Regions from separate parts of the Homo sapiens genome. Here region 1 is linked to region 2. A link is a contact called in ENCODE Hi-C or POLR2A ChIA-PET data. All regions are on one chromosome and are shown on one strand. Each heading gives the region's core, a stretch centred on a gene start or an enhancer-like site at or near the end of the contact. The rest is flanking DNA. Distances are from core to core; before and after follow the strand shown. Region 1 holds the start of LOC107986595 (a long non-coding RNA gene). Region 2 overlaps APOBEC2 (apolipoprotein B mRNA editing enzyme catalytic subunit 2).

The links. Hi-C counts contacts between places; a loop is a spot of excess contacts on that map. ChIA-PET counts read pairs that join two places held with the same protein, here RNA polymerase II (POLR2A). Pooled maps may share reads with other maps.
Region 1: a loop to region 2 is called in a pooled map, with 6 times the contacts of the local background. The contact joins two enhancer-like sites. A Hi-C loop is called at or near these places in 6 of 50 pooled maps. POLR2A ChIA-PET finds 5 or more read pairs at or near these places in 3 of 52 experiments (OCI-LY7, activated CD4-positive, alpha-beta T cell and activated T-cell).

Annotation. Positions count from the first base shown.
Region 1 is chr6:41,180,677-41,187,249 of GRCh38, reverse strand. LOC107986595 (a long non-coding RNA gene) reads left to right here and starts at 861. Exons shown (of 3, transcript XR_001744118.2): 1 at 861-1,273; 2 at 4,087-4,139; 3 at 6,563-6,573. Within about 2 kb of position 4,474, at least 3 of the 41 ENCODE cell types and tissues checked have a DNase peak (open chromatin) inside an H3K27ac peak, as active enhancers do.
Region 2 is chr6:41,053,548-41,060,596 of GRCh38, reverse strand. The region is part of intron 1 of APOBEC2 (apolipoprotein B mRNA editing enzyme catalytic subunit 2); the gene reads right to left. Among named protein-coding and RNA genes, the nearest start is that of APOBEC2, 3.9 kb to the right of the region's middle. Within about 2 kb of position 1,661, at least 3 of the 41 ENCODE cell types and tissues checked have a DNase peak (open chromatin) inside an H3K27ac peak, as active enhancers do.

The DNA of each region.
Region 1 (6,573 bases), core at 3,225-5,724, 120 kb before region 2:
CCTGGACCAAATGCACATTGGTCCAGACCGAGTCGATATACATCTTACATATAATTATTGATGCCTCACGTCTCCCTAACATGTATAAAAACAAGCTGTGCCCCAACCACCTTGGGCACATGTCTTCAGGGCTCCTGAGACTATTATAGGCATGTCCTTAACCTTGGCAAAGTAGACTTTCTGAATTGATTGAGGCCTCTCTCTGATATTTTGGATTCACATGCCCCATCCTGCTTCCTGCTCTTCTCTTCCCCAGATGTTGGTCCCAGAGCGCTTTAAACCTCCAGTGCTAATCTGCAGCTGACTCTGTGCCCAGGAACCCAACCTGCAGCACCACGGTTTATAGTTTTTCTTTTCTTTGTTGTTTATTAACTGTCAATCGCCTGTGACAATTGATTTTCTATAGTTCATCTAAGGACAATTATTTTTAAATGTGTTTGATTAGTGTCATCTTTCATCAAAGGCTCTGGAGTGATTATGGCAGCTCAGAGCTGGGGAAGGAGATGATCTGGGGACTGAGATACCCTTTCCCCTCCTCCTCCCTTCCCCATCTTCCCCTCCCCAGGCTTTACTCTCTCCCACCTTTGCCATAGACACCCCCTGCACCTCCATTCCTGGAAGTGAATCTCCATCTCTTTTCTCCTCTTCCCCTCCTGTTGACATGGAACTCCCCGGTTCCAGGCAGGCCTGGTCATGAAGTCTCTGACCCCTGGGAGCCAATGGGTCTTCAGGTTCTAGTCAGACCTCCAAAAGGCTCCCTAACACTGTCACTCACCTTCAGCCTGTGTGTTAGCTGGGTGAGGAAGAGAAACTTCAGGCTGGGGAGGAAGTGGTAGAATAGAGGGGAGAGAGGAGAAAGAGGTTTTTATTTCGCCATAGTTTCCTCCTGGACTTTCTCAGCTTTTCCCACCCCAGCGCCAGTGGGAGGGAGGTGGCCTGACAAGTGGGAAGAGGCTGGGGCCAGAGGAAACCAGCAGGAGCTACAGAGTATAGGCTGAGGCCTTTCCAGGCCCGGATGTAGAGCCTGCAGCTGGAGGGGCTCGTGTAGGCCAAGGCGTCCCCCTTCCTTCCAGGCCTCCTGCTTCCTCAAGGGAGACTTTGACTTCCTCAGCAATTCATCCCCAGGGCCGGATCCTGCCAGCGCTGGTTCCCGCTCCCCAGGGTTTCCCCGCTGCCTCACTTTCCTCCCACCATCCCGGCTCAAGAAGAGGACCCATGACCTTGGAGGCCACACACCTGCTGTTGAGAGTTCTGCTGGTGCTCCTGGCCTCAGGTGAGGGGAAGGGGAGCAGGGCCAAGGGAGGGGGACAGGAACCTTTTTCTTACAGGGTTGTTGTGAAGATTCAAGGAAAATACGGACTTGAAGGGCCCAGTTCAATTCATAGCACATGACCAGGGCTGTTTCTTTCACCTCTGTCCTCCTTCCAGCCCTTGTCCGTGAGCAGGAGAGCTATTCCAGAGTACTGTGGGTCTAGGGAAAGGGCACACTGTGTAGTTACCACAACCTGTGGCCTGCTTTGTTTTCTACCTCTGCCTGATGGTTTCCAGGCCCCAGCCACGGGCACTGACAGTGTCTTCCTGCCTCTGTCCTCCCCTCCCTTCTCTCCATCCACCATCACTCCAGATGATGAATGCTGGGCTCTTGCAAACCATACTTTCTTGCATCAAGAGATTAAACCAGAAACCAAGGGGTGCTGATCACCTGAGCTGAGAGATGTTCCTGAACTGCTTGTCCTCCCCCTTTGACATCTGACAACCCAGACACCTTCCCTAAAAGCCTGCTATGGTATAAAACAGTCTACCTCTGTGTTCTTCCTTTGACTTAAAATGGGACCTATTAAAATGTATTTTTTATCTGGGAGAGCTATTTGTCAATGACATCAGTATACTCTGAGAGCTCACTGCATTTCCTAGAGAAGGGTTGAGCTTAAGGACCTGAGACAGAAATGTGAAGCAAAGGGTGCCAGGAGAGCTGGGTGGAGACCCTGCAATAGGGGCCCAGATAGAAAGCCAAGGGATAACAATTGCAAAAGGGAAAGAGCAAGGACTTGAGATAGCAGTTTTGCACAGAAAGAAACCGACCCTGAGGTGGAATGGCTTACCCTAGACAACATGGTTTGTGGGGAAGAGCCCCTGATCACATGGCTGCCTACTGGTCAGCTGAGCCGAAGGAGACCTCAGAGGACAGGCTAGAAGCTGGGGAGGGCCTGTGGTGACAACAGGCATGGCAGGAGGGATGAATTTCAGGGCAGGAGGTTGGTCTGGGCTCTGACTTTCCTCATCAGGCGGGTCCTTATTCCAAAGCCCCCCAGTCAAGTCCATCATCCTGGGTGTGGCAGTGACCGTTGTGCTGCTGCTGCTGCTGCTTGCCCTCCTCATCAACCGGTACCTCCAGAAAGCCCGAGGAAGAGCTAGGAAAGTGAGTCCTGGTCACTGGCTCTGAGCAGACAGCCAAGTGCTTAGCGATTTCTAGGGCAGCCTGAGAGCCGTGAGGACAAGGATTGTTTTTTTATTTTTTTTATTTTTTATTATTGTACTTTAAGTTCTAGGACACATGTGCACAACGTGCAGGTTTGTTACATATGTATACATGTGCCATGTTGCTGTGCTGCACCCATTAACTCGTCATTTACATTAGGTATATGTCCTAATGCTATCCCTCCCCCTTCTCCCTACCCCACGGCAGGCCCCCGTGTGTGATGTTCCCCACCCTGTGTCCAAGTGTTCTCATTGTTCAATTCCCACCTATAAGTGAGAACATGCGGTATTTGGTTTTCTGTCCTTGTGATAGTTTGCTCAGAATGATGGTTTCCAGCTTCATCCATGTCCCTACAAGGACATGAACTCATCGAGGACAAGGATTCTTATGCTCATTTTACCAACTAGGAAACTGAGGCCTGAGAAGTAAAGTGGCCAAGATCCCCTGGGAGCCCCAAATGGCTTCCCTTCCTTCTGCCAGAGCAACAGCCTGGGCAGCCCTGAGGGCGGTGGACTCATCATCTTCTAAGGCTCCAGGTCAGCTCACCCAAAGCCAATTCAACTCAGTGCCAATTTGTCTACAACTAGGTGTGCTAGTATCCATTTTGGATCATGTATTTTTTGCCAACTTTTAGGTTAAGACTTTTAAAACAAATCTATGTAAAGATGTTCCTGGTTCATGGTATTGTTTTTTAATTGTTTTTATCATTTAAAAATGTCGTCTTCCTAAAAGCACTTCCAGGACTTTTTAATCTTCAAAGTTTTAAGTTTTTAGCATTAATCACATATGAAATCTGTAGCATCTTGTCTAAGATTTATCAGATTAGTCCCCTTTAATGAATGTTACCTCCTTTCTTGCTGTTTTATGTTGGTTGGTTGGTTTGACACATAGGTACTGTGTGCTCAATAGCCCTATACTGAAGATGTTTCTGTTGACAAAAAGACTGAAACGTGGGAGTGGGCCAGAGGTATATTGGACTTCATTGGTTTTAATTATTCAAGCTATGAAAATCCAAAGAAAGCAGTGGGTTGTAAAATTTTATATACCTATTTTTAATCAGTGTAAAATCAATTTAATAGGTCACAACAGGATTTTTATAAAAACATAATAGAAGAGCATAATGTCATAATGCTTTACCCTTTTTTTGTTAAACTTTTATTTTAGGAGTGTGTGTGAATATGTGTCTGGGTGTGAGAGTGTATGAGTGTGTTTGTGTAAGTGGTAGATAAATTGTGAATCACACTGGAGCTCCTGGTTCAAAAAATTGGAAAGACAGTACTACATATAAATTCATCAGCAAATAGATTATACTTAGGTCTAATTTTAAATTTGGAATTTTCAGCAACCTGGAATTGATAATTAACTTTACGGATTTTATGCACATTAATCATAGACAGCCAGTTTGTTTTGCTCCTTCGTATACCTGGACACCACTCTTGCTGGGCACTGGGGACCTCCCCAGGCAGAATGTGGCCACTGATCCAGCCCTGGCCTCTTTCCCATCAGTGTCCCTTCTGCCCAGCCAGGACCCCAATATCTCCCTCATGTTTCCATGGGAGTTGGGTTGGGAGAGATTCCTTGCTTAACCTTGACTGTCTTCTTTGCAGGTGAGGGTGAATCTTACCATGTTTATGATGACGTCCAAAAGGAGAAGACCACTGTGAGTAAGAATGACCCTTCCCTAGGACAGCAGTACCACAGCTTTCCTGTGCAACTTTATTCTTGTCTTTTTTAATTTCCTGGTTTATACTTACTCTTAGTTCCTATTTACTCTAAATCTTGCCTCGCACTGGTGACTACTCATTCCCCTGCTGCCTCATGCATGGCTTAGCTACGTGTTTCCTTTCTCTCTGTTTCCCAATTCAAATCTCCTAGAGAAAAAGAGAAGTTGGCTAACCCAGCTTTGCCCTTCACCCCTGTGGAAGGCAGCTTTTCATGTCTCATAGGTCATGAACCAGCTTGTGGATTGGCTACCATTTGTCCAGTCAGCTGTGGGGAAGGGTGTCACATGGCAGACAACATGGCTCCCCTAGGATGCTCTCCTAGCAGGTGCGAGAGACTAGGCAGTTTCCCTTGGGTAAGTCTGTCTTGTCTAAAGATCTGAGACTCTTGGAATCACAGAACTGCAGAATTCAAATGATCTAAAGTCATCTTGATCAACCCTCTGTGTAACATTGGAATCAACTCTACAAATAACATCCCTACCAAGTGCTCTTTTAGCTCGGTGCTACTCAAACTTGAGTGTGCATAAAACCACTTGAAGAGCTTGTTAAAACAGTTTCCTGGGCCTCACCTAAGACACTTTGCCTTAACACATCTGGCATGGAGCCTGATGATGCATTTTTAACAAGCTCTGAGGTGATCTGGTGCTACTGGCCTGGGAACTGAAGGCAGAATTTACTGGACAGTGAGCACTTATCAAGTACTCACATTGATATAGAGCTGCTTTACCAGTGATGAATGCCCTCCATGTGGCAAAGACAGCTACCAACCAGCAGGGGTCACCTCCTCCTTAAAGGGATATGAGGAAGGAGGAGCAAAGAAAAGTCAAGTACTTATCAACTAGAGGGCAGAAGGTTTGAGTCTGAGGGCTGTGATAAGATCATGGAGGAGATTTCTGGACACTTGCACCCCTGTTCCCCAGGATCTGCTAGGACAGAGTCCAGGTAGATAGGGTCTGGGGACCCAGTGCCTTTGAGTAACCCAATTCTCGCCTCCCTCTGTGGCCATCACTTCCTTTCTGACAAAGGGCTATGAAATCCTGACAGATTGTGCATGCATTTTATTGGTGCCTATGTCCTTGAGAGACCCCTCCCTTAACTGTCCTCTCAGGGCCTCTAAGCCAGGCTGAGGAGTTCTGCCCTCCCCCTAACCCCCAAGCCAGATCCCTCTTCTCTTCCCTGTCCTCCTGATTGAAAATCCCCTCCCACTCATGAGATTCTTATGACCCTGCCAGAAGGAATGCCAGGATGTGGGTAGTGCCTACTGCTCAGGAGTCTCCCTGGCCCTAGCTCTCGCCCTGTCTTTGCCAGGCAGGGTGTGGTGAGGACCTTCCTTCCCTATGGCCATCCACACAGCTCCATCAGAACTGATTTGGGCACCTCTGCCTTGCACAGAATCATTATCCAGTCTGCTAGCTGCATCTCAGTCAAACAGAGTGGGCTGGGGGCTGCCTCCTGCTTGGCCCACATATTTTCCAAAGGGCCCTTCTGGAGACAGGGGTCCCTCTTTTATTGTGTGTCCCCAAGAAGTGACTTTGAACTCTGGGAACTTCAGGCCAAGTGACCAGAAGTGGTATCCTGCTACATCATGGGGAAGATTGCTTGGAGTTGCAGATTCCCAATGGTGACCTTAAAGGTCCCTGATTCTAGCTTCCAGTGGGACGCCAAAACCCTCTCTACAAACTTCAGTAAGGAGTCATGAAGTCTCTGCCTCCATCTGTCAAAGGGCAGGAAGCTCACCAACTCCTCCTTAGGCAGCTGGCTTGTGAAAGCTTTTGTTAAATAGGACTTGGCTTGTCCTCAGTCAGAGTGAGACATCAGCCTTGTCCACAGGACGAGACTGAAGTCAGGCTACATCATGGCCAGAAAGAGAGGAGGATGGAGAGAAGAAGGGTGGGAGGTTTGAGGCCTGGAGGGCCAGGTTGTGAGGATGAGGTCTTCCTCTGGGAGAAAGGTAGGTAAGCTCCTATTACTTATGACTGTGACATCTGTGCTGCCATCATCCACCTTCTAGGGTCCCAGTGTCAAGGATGTGGTTCTGTCCTCAGCCTTTGGCTCCATGGGGACACAAACCTGTAGGGCCAGACACTCAGGCTAAGGGAGATGGGGAACAAGGAGGGAATGGGGTGTTCTGGGTGTCACCCTGGCTCCTGAGTTTCTAATCCTGCCCTGCCTGGCTTAGTCTCCTCCTGCAAGCTGGATCTGACTGCTGAAGGCTAGGCAATTGCTGCACCATGCTTTTCCACCTGAGCTAGCCCTGTTTTGAGAAGGTCACTGGTGTTGAACTGTGGCCTCATTTGACCTCTGGTCCTTCACAGTTATAGGCTCTTGACAGTGCCTCCGTGTTTGTTGTATATTTTAGACTACATACCA
Region 2 (7,049 bases), core at 412-2,911:
TGTATTTAGTATTGAGTCACCTCCAAATCTTAAAGGACTTGGTCTCTGCCCTCCAGATGCTTATAATTTAGCAGCTAGATTGCAGCTGGACAGAGAAGATGTAAATAAAACAGCTGAGAACATTATAAGACTGCTAAAATTGGATAGGTACAGTAAAGGAAGTATTATGAAGGTTCTCGAAAGTTTGGCCTTGATTCGGGAGGCAGTAGAGAATTGTTACAGGTTCTTGAGAAGGAAAACAATAAAAATGATGTCCATGCAAGATTACAGTCTTGGCAATAGGCAGATAGTGTGAAGCTGAGGAAAAGCCTCAAATTGAACAAGTCCAGTAGGTATCTTAGGACACTAAACTTGGTGATGAATTGTGTGGGTGCCTTTGAGGAGGAGATGGATGGTTAGGAAATGAAAACAGCAGGAAAAGTCCAGGAATTTTGAAAATTTTGGTAATAACAAGGAGAAGAAAAAAGAGAAGGGCCAGAGAAGACATCAGAGTTGAAGATTGTTTTTACTTTTATGTGTATGTGTGTGTTTTTCTAAAATAGGCAAGATTTGTTCAAGTTTGAAGTCCAAAGAAAATGAATTTTTAATAGGAGAGATGAAAAATGTCAAGAGAGGAGGAGATGAGTACCAGCTAGAAAGATTCAATGTTTTCCTTTTTAAAAATGTAATCTCTCTGCCTGCCCCAAGAGATACCTATGGCACCATTAATTCTACTATTGCCTGTCTCCACCTCTTCTCTTTCCCCAAAGAAGTCAACAGACTCCCTGGGCTGCAGGGGAATCCCTGGTATCCCAGGGCCTTGGCTGCCTAGGGATGAGCAGCAGATGCCAAAGATATGAGTAAACTTGACTTATTTCCCTGCAGGATTCCCTCACCCCCACCCATCACCAAAATGTATCCACCCAAGTTTCCATGTCCCGTGCTGTCAGGTTCATTTTCCACTGTGGAGATGGATGTGTTTGAGGACCCAGCCCCAGGATTCCATCAGGTACTATACTTAGCTCTCTAAGCCCCTGTGTCCCTAGTTGGAGGTGTTTATTGTTTACTTAACATTTTAGGAGAATGGATCGCCTGATGTTTCCCTGCTCCTCTTCTCAATCCCTGTCAGGCGTTCACTTATAGTGAGTGCTCCCCAAAGGTACTCACCCCACCAGACCACTCCTCAACTTTACCAGTTGCCAAATGGTCCCTTCACTTCCTGGAGTGGCTTTTTGCTTTTGAGAAGCTCAGAGCTTACCGTTCCTGCCCAAACTTGCTCTTCAAGACCTTTTGCCCCACTCCCCAAGTCTAATCCAGGGCCACCTATATGATGGATTATCAGGTGGAACCCTGGCAAGTATTCATGGCTACTCAAATAGCTTGGAAGCTTAAACAGTAGCTGCTGTGTGGTCCCTCTTTTCCTTCTGGAGCTCCCTATAGCTCAGCTGAAAGTATGAATTTAGGCCAGTGTGAATTTGGCCCAGCATGCAATTGCAAATTGGCTTTGATGGTTGTGAGGTGACTGTTTCTTTCTGCCCTTCTTAAGCTCTGACATTTTCCCCTCCTCCTCTTCCCTAGGCAAGAGGAGAAGACCCAAAGAAACCTGAAACCCAAGGGAGAGGAAGAAAGGTCATCTCTCTATAAATACGGGTTTCCAACCCCTCTGGCCAGCAGCCCTAGAATCTACTCTGTCCCTCAGCAGGGCCTTCTGGACTAGATGCCTCAGGAAAAGAAGTGCTTTCAAGGAGCAAAGGAAAGGCAGGGAAGGTTTGGTTCCTAGTCGTTCCCTTGGGCTTGCTCAGAGACTAAACTTGCTTGATTTCTGAATGGGTTTCTTGGTCTTCTAGAAGGAGCAAAAAGGTCAGATGAGATTCTTTAGGCCTCTCACAGACCGAAATAGCTACGTCCTGGGGGGAAACCAGGAGAACAGAGGTAGTAGAAGTCTGGAATTTCTCCAGGGAACTAGACAACATGGCCATCTTGGGCAATTTTGTAGACTCACAGAATAAATTAACACTATTATGCCCACTAGTGGAAGGAAGGAAATAATGACACCTAACTTGTTAAATCATCACCAGCAGTTTTTTTTAAGTAGCATGATAGGCCTAAGTATCATATTTAACTATAGCCCTTTACATTTAACCCAGAAAATATTTTACTGGTAAAGGGGTGGGGGTGTGTGTGTGTGTGAGTGTGTGTGTGTGTGTGTGTGTGTGTGGTGGGGTGGTGTTGGTGGGTGGTGGTCAGTAGAGAGATGCTGGTAGTAGATTTCTTTCCCTGATCCAGTCACTTCCTCATGCGTAGAAACCTGTGTGTGTGTGTGTGTGTGTGGGTGTGTGGTGGGGTGGTGGTGGTGGGTGGTGGTCAGTAGAGAGATGCTGGTAGTAGATTTCTTTCCCTGATCCAGTCACTTCCTCATGCGTAGAAACGTGTGTGTGTGTGTGTGTGTGTGTGTGTGTGTGTGTGGGGTGGGGTGGTGGTGGTGGGTGGTGGTCAGGAGAGAGATGCTGGTAGTAGATTTCTTTCCCTGATCCAGTCACTTCCTCATGCGTAGAAACCTACAGCCTGATTTCTATTCCCTCTCCCCAGCCTCTGATAGCACCTTGTTAAGCACCATTTCCTCATACTTTCTCCAAACAAGACCAGTCACACTTCATCTGCTTAGACCCAGGCTACTGGACATTTCAGTTCACTTGGGAGGAAACAGAGAGTCCAAATATCTAGAAAAAAAATTGGGAAGATAATCTGCTTGATGGAGGGAGAAGGGATGTGAGTAAATGTAATACATTTTTCTCAGGTTCACATTCAAAACGTTTGAATTTTCTAAGCGTAAATCTATACTGTGAAAGGAAGCAACCCAGAGGGCAGTTGAAGCTGGACTGAGATTAAACATTTGCTCCAGAATAATCCATGAGTGGAAAAATCTACTCATAGGTAATTATGTGTTGACTTGTTTCAGCTTTCCCTCACTAGACCTGTTGGTGACTGGCGTGAAAGAGGGAGGATTGCTGGTTTCATTGGCCTTCTGCTTTCTCAGACCACTTTTCAAAGCGGATACCAAGGAGTGGGCATAATCAGAAAGAGTAGTAAGAGCAGGAGCAGAGGGTTCTAGCAGCCTGACTCCCTAGAGCTGAGAAGGGAACTCCAGACTGTGGGACTGGATGGGATTTTGCCCAAGGGAAACCCTGAACTTGCCTGTTTTCCCTGGTAGGCATGGTCTTCACACCTGAGCTTTGACCTGCCCCCAACCCTCTGTGGAAGGCAGGTTGGCCAGAGTCAGTGCGCTGCCTTCTCTTCTTGGTGACACACCACCCAGCGTGCTCCAGAGGCCAGGGTGAGGGTAAAGGGCTGTGGCTGGTGTTAACTGGTGTCGAAGTCCCCTCACTCCTTATCTCACCCTTCTCCTCTGGACACTGCCTCTCTGTGTTCCTTACATGGCTAGAGTAAACTACTGGTAGCTAAAGAAGTGGTTAGAAGAAGAATCACTCTGTGTGCCATTTATCTTTGTTCCATAATAATCCCTGGGATAGGAGGTTCTGCTTTCTGTAAAAACATATACAACATAACTAGAGACAAAGCCAAGCTCACATCAAGGGTGCTGCCAGGCAGAGCCACAGTCACTTCTCACTGGGTTGGAAAGCTGGGGAGACAACCAGCTCTCGTGCCCCAGAGCTCTACTAAAACGTGCTGTGTCCAGAAGCAGGCATGAGCCAGGGGAATTCTTACCTAAATCTAGTGTTGCTGGATCGTCATACACCCTGAGCTGCTGTCCTCAAGAAACCCTCCCCCAGTTCATTCCCTGTCTTGTCTGACAGAGAGCCTAAGAACCACCCAAAAGGTTCTTATTCATTAGGTCATTCATTTATTCAACAAATACGTATTGAGTACCTATCAGGAGCTAGGTGCTAAAGATAAAGCAGTGAAAAAGACAAAGTGCTGTCCTCATAGAGGTTAAATACTAACAGGGGAAACAGGCAGTAAATGAAAAACTCTTATTCAGTAAATATAAAAAGAATCCTCTCTGGTTTTTTGGATGCAGTGTGATGATTTGGAGTCAGACAGTCCTGGGGTTCACATCCTACTCCATCAACAAGCTTTGGCCATATGACTTAATCCCTCTGAGGCTTAGTTTCCTCACCTGAAAGAGTGAGTAATCTAACTTCTAAGGTTTTGGACAACAGTAGACACTCAAAGCTAGTCTGGGCACAGTGGCCCACGCCAATAGTCCCAGCACTTTGGGAGGCTGAGGCATGAGGATTGCTTGAAGCCAGGAGTTTGAGAGCAGCCTGGGCAACACAGTCAGAACCCATCTCTATAAAAATACAAAGATTAGCTGGGCGTGGTGGCATGCACCTGTAGTCTTAGCTACTTGGGAGGCTGAGGCAGGAAGATCACCTGAGCCCGGGAGGTTGCGACGACAGTGAGCTGTGATTGCACCACTGCACTCCATCCTGGGCAACAGAGCAAGAAGCAAGACCCCATCTCCAAAAAAGAAAAAGGAAATTGATGTATGATACATATGATGCCTTCTCCAGGCCTCAAATTGTATCCTTCAGAGCTCCGTCTTAAGCATTACCAAACCTGATCCCTTTCCCACTGCTCTTCCTCTCACTTTCAGAGGTTTCTGGTTTTCAATGGTGTGCTGATAAGTGTAACACTCATCTCTCTGATAGAAGGAAGAATCCCCAATTTCTAAAGTTTGCTGATTTCCATAAGGTAAGTACTCCCATTACAGAGATTTCAAGCTCCCGAGGTGATATCACTGGATGCAGAGTAGGGAAGAGACTTGTGAACCAACAGGAACTGGCTTCAGCACGCTACGGCAGGCTTAGGCCCTTTTCCAGAACATTCTACCATGTTATTTTGTTAATGTGCTCAGTTCCGCTTTCTATCCTGAATGCCCTATTCAACCAGAATCGCTATGAGCTGGGCATCTCTCCTTCCTACCAGCTACCCTCCTCATGTCGGACTGTTTCCGGAAAAGCTACCTGCTCTTCTGCTAGTTTTTGGCCCAAATATAAGGAGCACTAAAGATCTTCCCTATAGGAGACCAGGCTAGAAAAGCTGCTTTGCTGACCCCCTTGACTCCAGGAGGGAGTCCTGGGGGGAATGCATCTCAAGAGGGAAGGAGAGGAAAGCTATTCCCTCACCCTCTCCCTGCACAGACCCAGCTGCACCTCTGGGCTATTTTAAGCCATCTGTTTACCCAGAGGGGCCCAGGAGACAGCTCTCTACAGCTGTTACTTGTGGCCAGGAAACACTCAGCGCTCTGCTCCCACCTGAACTGTTCACAGAATGCTCAGAACGTTGCCCCTTCTGTGCCCCTTTTTCTGAGCCTTGGGTCCTCACTACCTCCCAGATAGAGATAACGTGGAGCTCTGGGAAACCTGGGATCCAGAATGAATAAGAAACCAGTAGAAAGGATACTTTGCTGGGAGTAAGAAGATGTGCCACCTACCAGTTCTGTGGTTTTGGACATACCATTCAATCTCTCTGAGTCTCAGTTTCCCCCTCTGTAAAGTGGCAATAATATATCTCCCTCTCCTACCTTTGTGCTGAGTGTTGAATGGTCTCATGTTCATGAAACTATGTTGTGATTATAAAGCCCTGGACAAATGTAAGTTATATCAGTGGACTTAACCCTTCAGGATCCATTGCTCTGGGACCCCCAAAGCATGTTCAGCTGAACAAACATAGTCTAATTCTGTTCTTGACCTACCCTCCCTCTGTGTTGGAAAGCCACACAAGAGTGTAGTGTGCACACGCGTGTGTGTATGACTAAGGATAGCGTATACCAGCATGCTTAGGTGTTAGAAAAAGGCTCTCCTTCCATAAGAAAGCCACTGGAATTGAGGACTCTCCTGGCCAGGCTGCCTTAGGCTTTCCCTGTGTCTATATTAATCTGTGCCCAGCTGCTCCCTTAATCCTAGGATGAGGGTGAGATTAGTTGGGTGGGCATGGGCAAATGGAAATTCAGGGGCTACTCTTGCCTCAGGAAATAGGATGCATTTTCCCTTAGGTTCTCTTGAAAATCAGAAAACATCTGAGCTGGAAGGGACCTTACTACTATAGATCTTCATGTTATAAGTGCTAAAACTGTGGCTGACTGGAAAATCACTTGTCAAGCTTGAAATATCAAGTCCAAATTGCCACTCAGGGCTTCCTTTCCCCCTTGAAAGCATCATGCCTCCTTTCTTCCTGAAACTTCTCTTAGTCTCGCACCCACTCTGCCTGTGGTCATTCCTGGAGACCCCATGAAGGGAACGTTTGGTTCAAGGAGGAAATATGGCCTCATAGATTCTCTTTTTATTCTTTGCTCAGGATTTAGAAGGGTCTTCCACTACAGGAATAGAAAGGGAAGAGGAAGAAGACTACTTAGTTTTATTCCTGGAGATGGCATAATCTGGATAAGACAGAGGTACCCTGCACACAGCCCCCTCCTTGCAGTCTGTAGACCCTTTTCTTTGGGTCCCAGTTCCTCCAGGCAATGCCTGAGCATGTTGGAACAGCTCCTGTGTCCATAAGCTCCTGGGCTGCGTTATCTGCATGTAATTTCTCTGTTTCTCTGTGGGACAGCCCCTGAGGAGACTCAAAAGATTTAATAAGAAAAAAGCTGCTTCTGAGTCTTGGGAAAGGATGGATCTATCTTTCCTGTCTTGGGAGCATCTACTCCAGGAAGAAGCTCTAAAGAAAGGGCTAGAGGCCTATGGCTAGCGGAGAGACCCACTCAGGAACAGAGAAGTTGAGGGGAAGGGTTGCTTTGAACGGAGCCACATATAGATGTGCCAGTCTCATCCTCTGTCCTCGCCAAACTCCCTGGGACTAAGCTTCTACCCAGAGAGGCAGGTGGCCATCCCAATACCAGGAGGCCTGAAGGGTGGTTTTATTCTCTGGGCTTTTGCCTCCAAGGAGCTCCTCCTACCTCTCCCTGATTAGAGAGCCCAAGGTGTCACCCTGAGAAGCCAAGAGAATTTGCTGCTGGGTCCCCTACCACCCCTGCCGGGCCCACTGGTGCACTCTCACTGCTGCAGGGTTGTAGCTGTCCCTGACGCCTAATATAACCATCCTGA